2 separate regions of the Homo sapiens genome follow, and region 2 is linked to region 1. The links are chromatin loops, found by intact Hi-C in ENCODE. Cell type or tissue: heart left ventricle. All regions are shown on one strand. Links, peaks and the distances in the headings refer to the core of each region. The heading gives the core; the rest is flanking DNA. Region 1 overlaps OSMR-DT (OSMR divergent transcript). Region 2 overlaps OSMR-DT (OSMR divergent transcript).

The links. Peaks named below come from ENCODE experiments on the same cell type or tissue, not always from the same donor. Only the 100,000 strongest peaks of a DNase experiment are listed, where the experiment ranks them.
Region 2: a loop joins it to region 1, with 2.0 times the contacts of the local background. A loop is called at or near these places in 1 of 110 quality-filtered maps.

The regions. Positions count from the first base shown.
Region 1 is chr5:38,763,421-38,766,344 of GRCh38, reverse strand. The region is part of intron 2 of OSMR-DT (OSMR divergent transcript); the gene reads left to right. It also overlaps the pseudogene LOC100132789. Among named protein-coding and RNA genes, the nearest start is that of LINC01265, 45 kb to the right of the region's middle. RefSeq lists a silencer at 724-1,018. In heart left ventricle, for the core only: no CTCF peak of the experiment used is centred there; no DNase peak of the experiment used is centred there.
Region 2 is chr5:38,713,383-38,716,306 of GRCh38, reverse strand. All of the region lies in intron 3 of OSMR-DT (OSMR divergent transcript), which reads left to right. It overlaps LINC01265 (long intergenic non-protein coding RNA 1265), which reads left to right. Exons shown (of 5, transcript NR_104631.1): 3 at 505-667. Among named protein-coding and RNA genes, the nearest start is that of LINC01265, 5.4 kb to the left of the region's middle. In heart left ventricle, for the core only: no CTCF peak of the experiment used is centred there; no DNase peak of the experiment used is centred there; H3K27ac peaks cover 955 bases.

The DNA of each region.
Region 1 (2,924 bases), core at 109-2,608:
AATCAAAAGATTGACCCAGATTCAGGTTACCAAGAGTAGAGAAACTGACTATCTCAGGATGGGTGAGTATCAAGTCCATATTGTGAAAGAGTGTGTGGAATGGGAAATGTCATTGTAAGCATCTTTGTGAAGTGCAATCTGCAACAACATCACAATCAGAAATCAAATTCAGACTCAACTAACTCCCAAGTCAAAACATTTAATCATTGTTATACTGCTTCACATATTCAGAAAAGCACTTTCCTCACTTCTAGAAAATAGCTGAAATTAAGAAATTTTGGTGCTTCTGAATTATTAGTTAATTGTTTATTCACTTATTCATCCAATATCTTCAGATACTATAGGTAGCCAGCATCTACAACAAGCCCAGGCATTGTTTGAGTGCACACAATAGTGAATAGAATAGACAAATCATTGGTCTCCTGGAGTGTAGAGTTCATTCTTCCACCATTGCATAAATAGTTTCATTTTAAATGATGGAATCAGAATCAGTTGTTATTAATGGCAAGCAATGGTCAGTTTTTGACCCTAAGGAATGTTGGAATGAAGCTCTTCAGAGAAGCGGAGGTCTGCACAGAGTTTAAAACTTAAGCTTGGCCCACAGTGCATAGCATTGTAAAATATTTAGAGTTCTTGGTGGCATGTATACAAGGAAGAATGTAAATTTTAAATATTTGCAGTTGATAAGTATAATTTATTATATGATAGTACTTGACACATACCAGCTTACCAAGAAAAATGCTTGAACGTTGCATTCAAGCAAATTAATTTTACATCCTGTCCTGGGGTCAAACTGTGGCTCTGGCTGACTGGCCAACAGTTGGTAGGCCAACTGCCAAAACAATCAGTGGGATCACTGTGCAATCCGATCCCCTCATTAAGACAACTGAGACGCTAACAACCAAATCCAATGGACTCTATAGCAATCGAATCAATTGCCCCACAATCAGATAGAACAGCTCTCCAATCAAATTAATTTAATTGTATTTGGTTTAGTTAAGTGACATGGTGCCTGTTCTCTCCTCATACATAGCATGACATAACGCTAGCTTTTGAAGGGATCCTGAAGAACAACTAGTTCTATGCTTCTCAAATTGGGAAAAAACTATGGGCAGTGTACACAGTCACCAGATAAATGTGGTGTGTCTTTCTGGATTGCTAAATTATCTTAAAATTTGATGGGAAGGGGGAGGATACGTTTATATATGTAAACAAGTACACATATATCATGGATTATGTATACTCTGACAACACTAACAAAAATTTCAATCTCAGTGATTTAAAACAGCAAAGCTTATTTCTTGTTTATGCTACACATCCGTCAGGGTCAGCTGGGGGCTGAGTTCCTAGCATTCTTCATTCCATGATTCAGATGAACAGAGAAGCCTTTATCTAGACCTCTACGTATTGCCTTAGTGGAAGAAAAGACTACAGTAGGCCGGGCGCGGTGGCTCACACCTGTAATCCCAGCACTTTGGGAGGCCGAGGTGGGCAGATCATGAGGTCAGGAGATCGAGACCATCCTGGCTAACAGGGTGAAACCCCATCTCTACTAAAAAAAAGTACAAAAAATTAGCCAGGCGTGGTGGCGGCCACCTGTAGTCCCAGCTACATGGGAGACTGAGGCAGGAGAATAGCGTGAACTCGGGAAGTGGAGTTTGCAGTGAACCGAGATTGCGCCACTGCACTCTGGCCTGGGGGACAGAGTGATACTCTGTCCCCCACTAAAAAAAAAAAGACAACAGTAAATCCAGAGGAAATAATGAGCTAGATCTTAATACTCCCACCTGGGAGTAGAATATGTCACTTCCACACACACACTTCATTGGTCAAATCATGTCACGTTTGACCCAGCTATTTTCAAAGCGGGGCAGGGAAGGGCAATCCTACCATGTGTCCAGAAGAACTAGAAATATTTGGTAAACAGTAGAGTCACCTGTCAGCCAAAGATGGCTGCACTCAGGTGAGTTGAACAAAAGTTGTAGTGAGCCCTGGCATGTCTGAGGAAGACCTGGACAGGCACTGGAACCTGGAGGAAGGAGAATATAAGGCTCAAGATGGAAAATCAGGAGCCAGATAGCACTTTCAAGGAAAACGTAATTTTAGGCATCATAACTAGAAAAATTAACCAGCTTCCAGAAGCAGAAAGGAAACTACTTGAACATGGATCAATATATGTTGAACTTAATGCTGTTCTCCGTGGCCTAATAGCAAACAGTCTTTTTCTATGCATCTTGAACATGACACAGGCTCATATAGCTGTCGGCTCACCAATGGCAGAGAACCCATTTCTGATAGTACATGTATTTTACAGAAGTTTTGTAAATTTACCTTTGAATTGAGGTCATTGGAATTTGAAACCCATACCATAAAATGAGGTGGATTGGTTGGTCTTGTTTTTGGTGGTCTTTTCTTGACTATACCTATGAATGGTGGCTTAGAAGCCAGATATGAATCAACTCTGTTATCAGAGAAAGGAAACATCTTAAGTTACTGGATTAGAATTTCTAAGCCTGACTTTAGAAAGATGTTGTGTATTAGTCAGGGTTCTCTAAAGGGACAGAACTAATAGGATAGATGTATATATGAAGGGGAGTTTATTAAGGAGTGTTGGCTCACACAATCACAAGGTGAATCCCACGGTAGGCCGTCTGCAAGTTGAGGAGCAAGAAGCCAGTCCGAATCCCAAAACCTCAAAAGTGGGGAAGCCGAGAGTGCAGCCTTCAGTCTGTGGCCAAAGGCCCAAGACCCCGTGGCAAACCACTTGTGTAAGTCCAAGAGTCCAAAAGCTGAAGAACTTGGAGTCTGATGTTCGAGTGTAGGAAGCATCCAGCACGGGAGAAAGATGAAGGCTGGAAGACTCAGCAACTCAAGTCCTTCTACACTCTTCCGCCTGCTTTACTAATAGCCTCGCTGGCAGCTGA
Region 2 (2,924 bases), core at 249-2,748, 50 kb after region 1:
TTCAAAAGGTTTAGTCTGTACATCAAAGGTAAAAAAAAAAAAAACAACTGGCATTTTATAGGCTAAATCTAGTTTGCAGATGTAGTTGGGTTTTTTTTTTCTTGGTTTGTCAAGTGATTTTGAAAAATTTGAACTAGCTGATACAATTTAAAAATCAGGAGTTTTCACATGCAAATCCAGATTTCTGGCTCCCCTTGAAAAAAAATCCAAGATGAGGACACACTGGAACCACTTTCTCACATGGCAGCTATTGGTTAGAGCAGGTGGTGTGCTGAGCCAGATCATACTGGCTCACAAGAGCCAATGATAAAGTATTCAGAAATGCTGTGGGCCACGTGTTAAATGGTAGCTTGAAATCAGCCATAGGATCATTTACACCAGCCATGTTACCACCAGCCATGTTACCATGGAAACATGGACAATGGAAACATTTGTCCATTGTCCATCTGCTCCTGCCCCCCATTGGTCAAGGATGATGCCACCAGCAAAATTCTCTTGTTCTAGATTGCACATACATGAGTTGCCCTGGAAAATCCCAAGTCAAAGAAGCTGCACTGCAGGAAATCAGTATGGTGCAGGCCCCAGGCAAGGCATCACTGACTACACTTGCAAGAAACAAACGCCTGCAAAAATCAGGACAGGATGATTTTGAAGCTGTGCAAAACAGGTGTCTATATACTGGCTTTTTTGAATAGTGTAGCTATGAACATTCTTGTACATCTCTCTTGTGCACGTGTATATATTTCTGTCAGATACACGCCATAGGACTGGAATTGCTGGAACATAAGGCATTCACATGTTCAACCTTAGGAGAAATGGCCAAACAGTTTTCTAAAGTGCTCTCATTTATTTACATTCCCACCAGCCATAAAGGAGAGTTGTGGTTGCTTCAACATTTAGTGCTGCCATATTCTTTTTCAAACCGTCACTTAAAATATCACTTCCAAAAAAAAATAAATAAAATAAAAAATAAAATAAAATAAAATAAAAAATAAAATATCACTTCCTATTAGCTCAAGATGACTGTCAGTTTGTACCTCTTTGGCTATTTGGTATACTTAGCACCACATTTTATATCAGGCCATTTGTGTTCTGTGTCATGGCCATGGATGTGCTCACACATATTCCAGGCTGATGGGGTAAGATCAACAACTTCACACTTGACCCAAGTGGCAATCCAAAGTAAACAAGGAGGAAGGAAGAAGTCAATAAAATTCCCAAAAGAAGTCACCATAATTGATTACATTTCATTTATCAGAAAACCATTCCAAGTCTTTGACTAATTTGAGACTCCCTGTTGTGATACAAAATCTCTTCCTCTGTGAGTTATTATAATTCTTGCCAGGAATATCCAGGGACCTGCTTTTCTCTGCTCCAAGTCTCAGAGTCCAGGCTGTTTGTAACATGTAATCTATGATTGAGAAACAGGAAAAAAGGGAGACCATCTTACAAGGTCTGGTCCCAAACCTCCTTTCTCTTTAATTCCAGCCCCAAATCAACCCTACTTGACTGTTCCCTCATGCCACAAAACAACAGAGTGCTCTCATTCTGAAGTGCTTCCTTGGCTCCCACTGGTCATGATAGAATTCACTTCCCAGTAGTCGTTTTGGCCTGACCTCCAACCAGGATCACCTCCTAGGAGATGCACCAAGTCTGGGAAAATCACCCTCAAGTATCTCTGGCTTCTAAACGTCCATTCCAAAGACTGAGCAGTGAGGATGAATTAATTGCAAGTAGAAGCAGTTTCTATTTAGGAGGCCAAAGAAGCTCCCTGTGCTCTTCCTCTGCGACCTGCAGCGGACAGCCCACTCTTTGGCCATGATGAGCAGAGGCTCTCCAATCCTGCCTCTACCCTTTGTACTGTTCCAGCCAGCCCACCTGGGACAGGCATTCTTAGGTACACTGCTGGTCCATCCTGCCATACCAGACCATTCATGCCATGCCCACAGGGTGGTGTCCTGGGGGAGAGTCCTCCTCTCAAGAAAGGTGCTCTTTCTTCACCATGGGCAAAGGGAGGTCAAGCTGACCCCAACATTTTGTGTTGGCAAGCATTCAGGAGATGCTTAGTAGCTGTGAATTATCTCAACACCCCCTCACGTCCCAAGGAAGAAGTCACAAGTCATAGCATTATTCCTTTTTTTTTTTTTTTGAGATGGAGTCTCTCTCTGTTGCTCAGGCTGGAGTGCAGTGGCACAGTCTTGGCTCACTGCAAGCTCTGCCTCCTGGGTTCACGCCATTCTCCTGCCTCAGCCTCCCGAGTAGCTGGGATTACAGGTGCCCGCCGCCACACCCAGCTAATTTTTTGTATTTTTTTTTTTAGTAGAGACGGGGTTTCACCGTGTTAGCCAGGATGGTCTCGATCTCCTGACCTTGTGATCCGCCCACCTTGGCCTTCCAAAGTGCTGGGATTACAGGCGTGAGCCACCATGCCCGGCCAGCATTATTCCTTTGACATGTATTCCTTCTCCCACAGGGCAAAGCTGGCTTGCTCACGAGTGGGTCCACATATCACACACTCCAAACATGCCAATTCACCATACTTGTAGGAAGCAGGCAGCAATGAGGGTGACAGAAAGACTTGAGAGCTTCATCCAAAAACTCGTTTACTGAAATAACAGCAAATATTTATTGCTGGGCTCACTATGTATACTTACTAAGCACTTTCTATATATCTCATTTAATTCGCACAGCCCTTTGAGGCAGCTACTAGTATTAGCCCATTTCATATCTGTGTCCATGAATTCACCATTAGGAAGTGGTTAAGGTGAGATTCAAACCCAGGAAGTCGACCTCCCAAGGCCATGCTCCCAGTAGCTATAATGTAGCAGGATTTCTTACCCCGTCACCCAGCTGTGCATCCTCAGCCCCCAGCTACCTGTTTTCATCTACCTTGTTTGTGGTCCCAGCTCCCAGACTATCTTGAA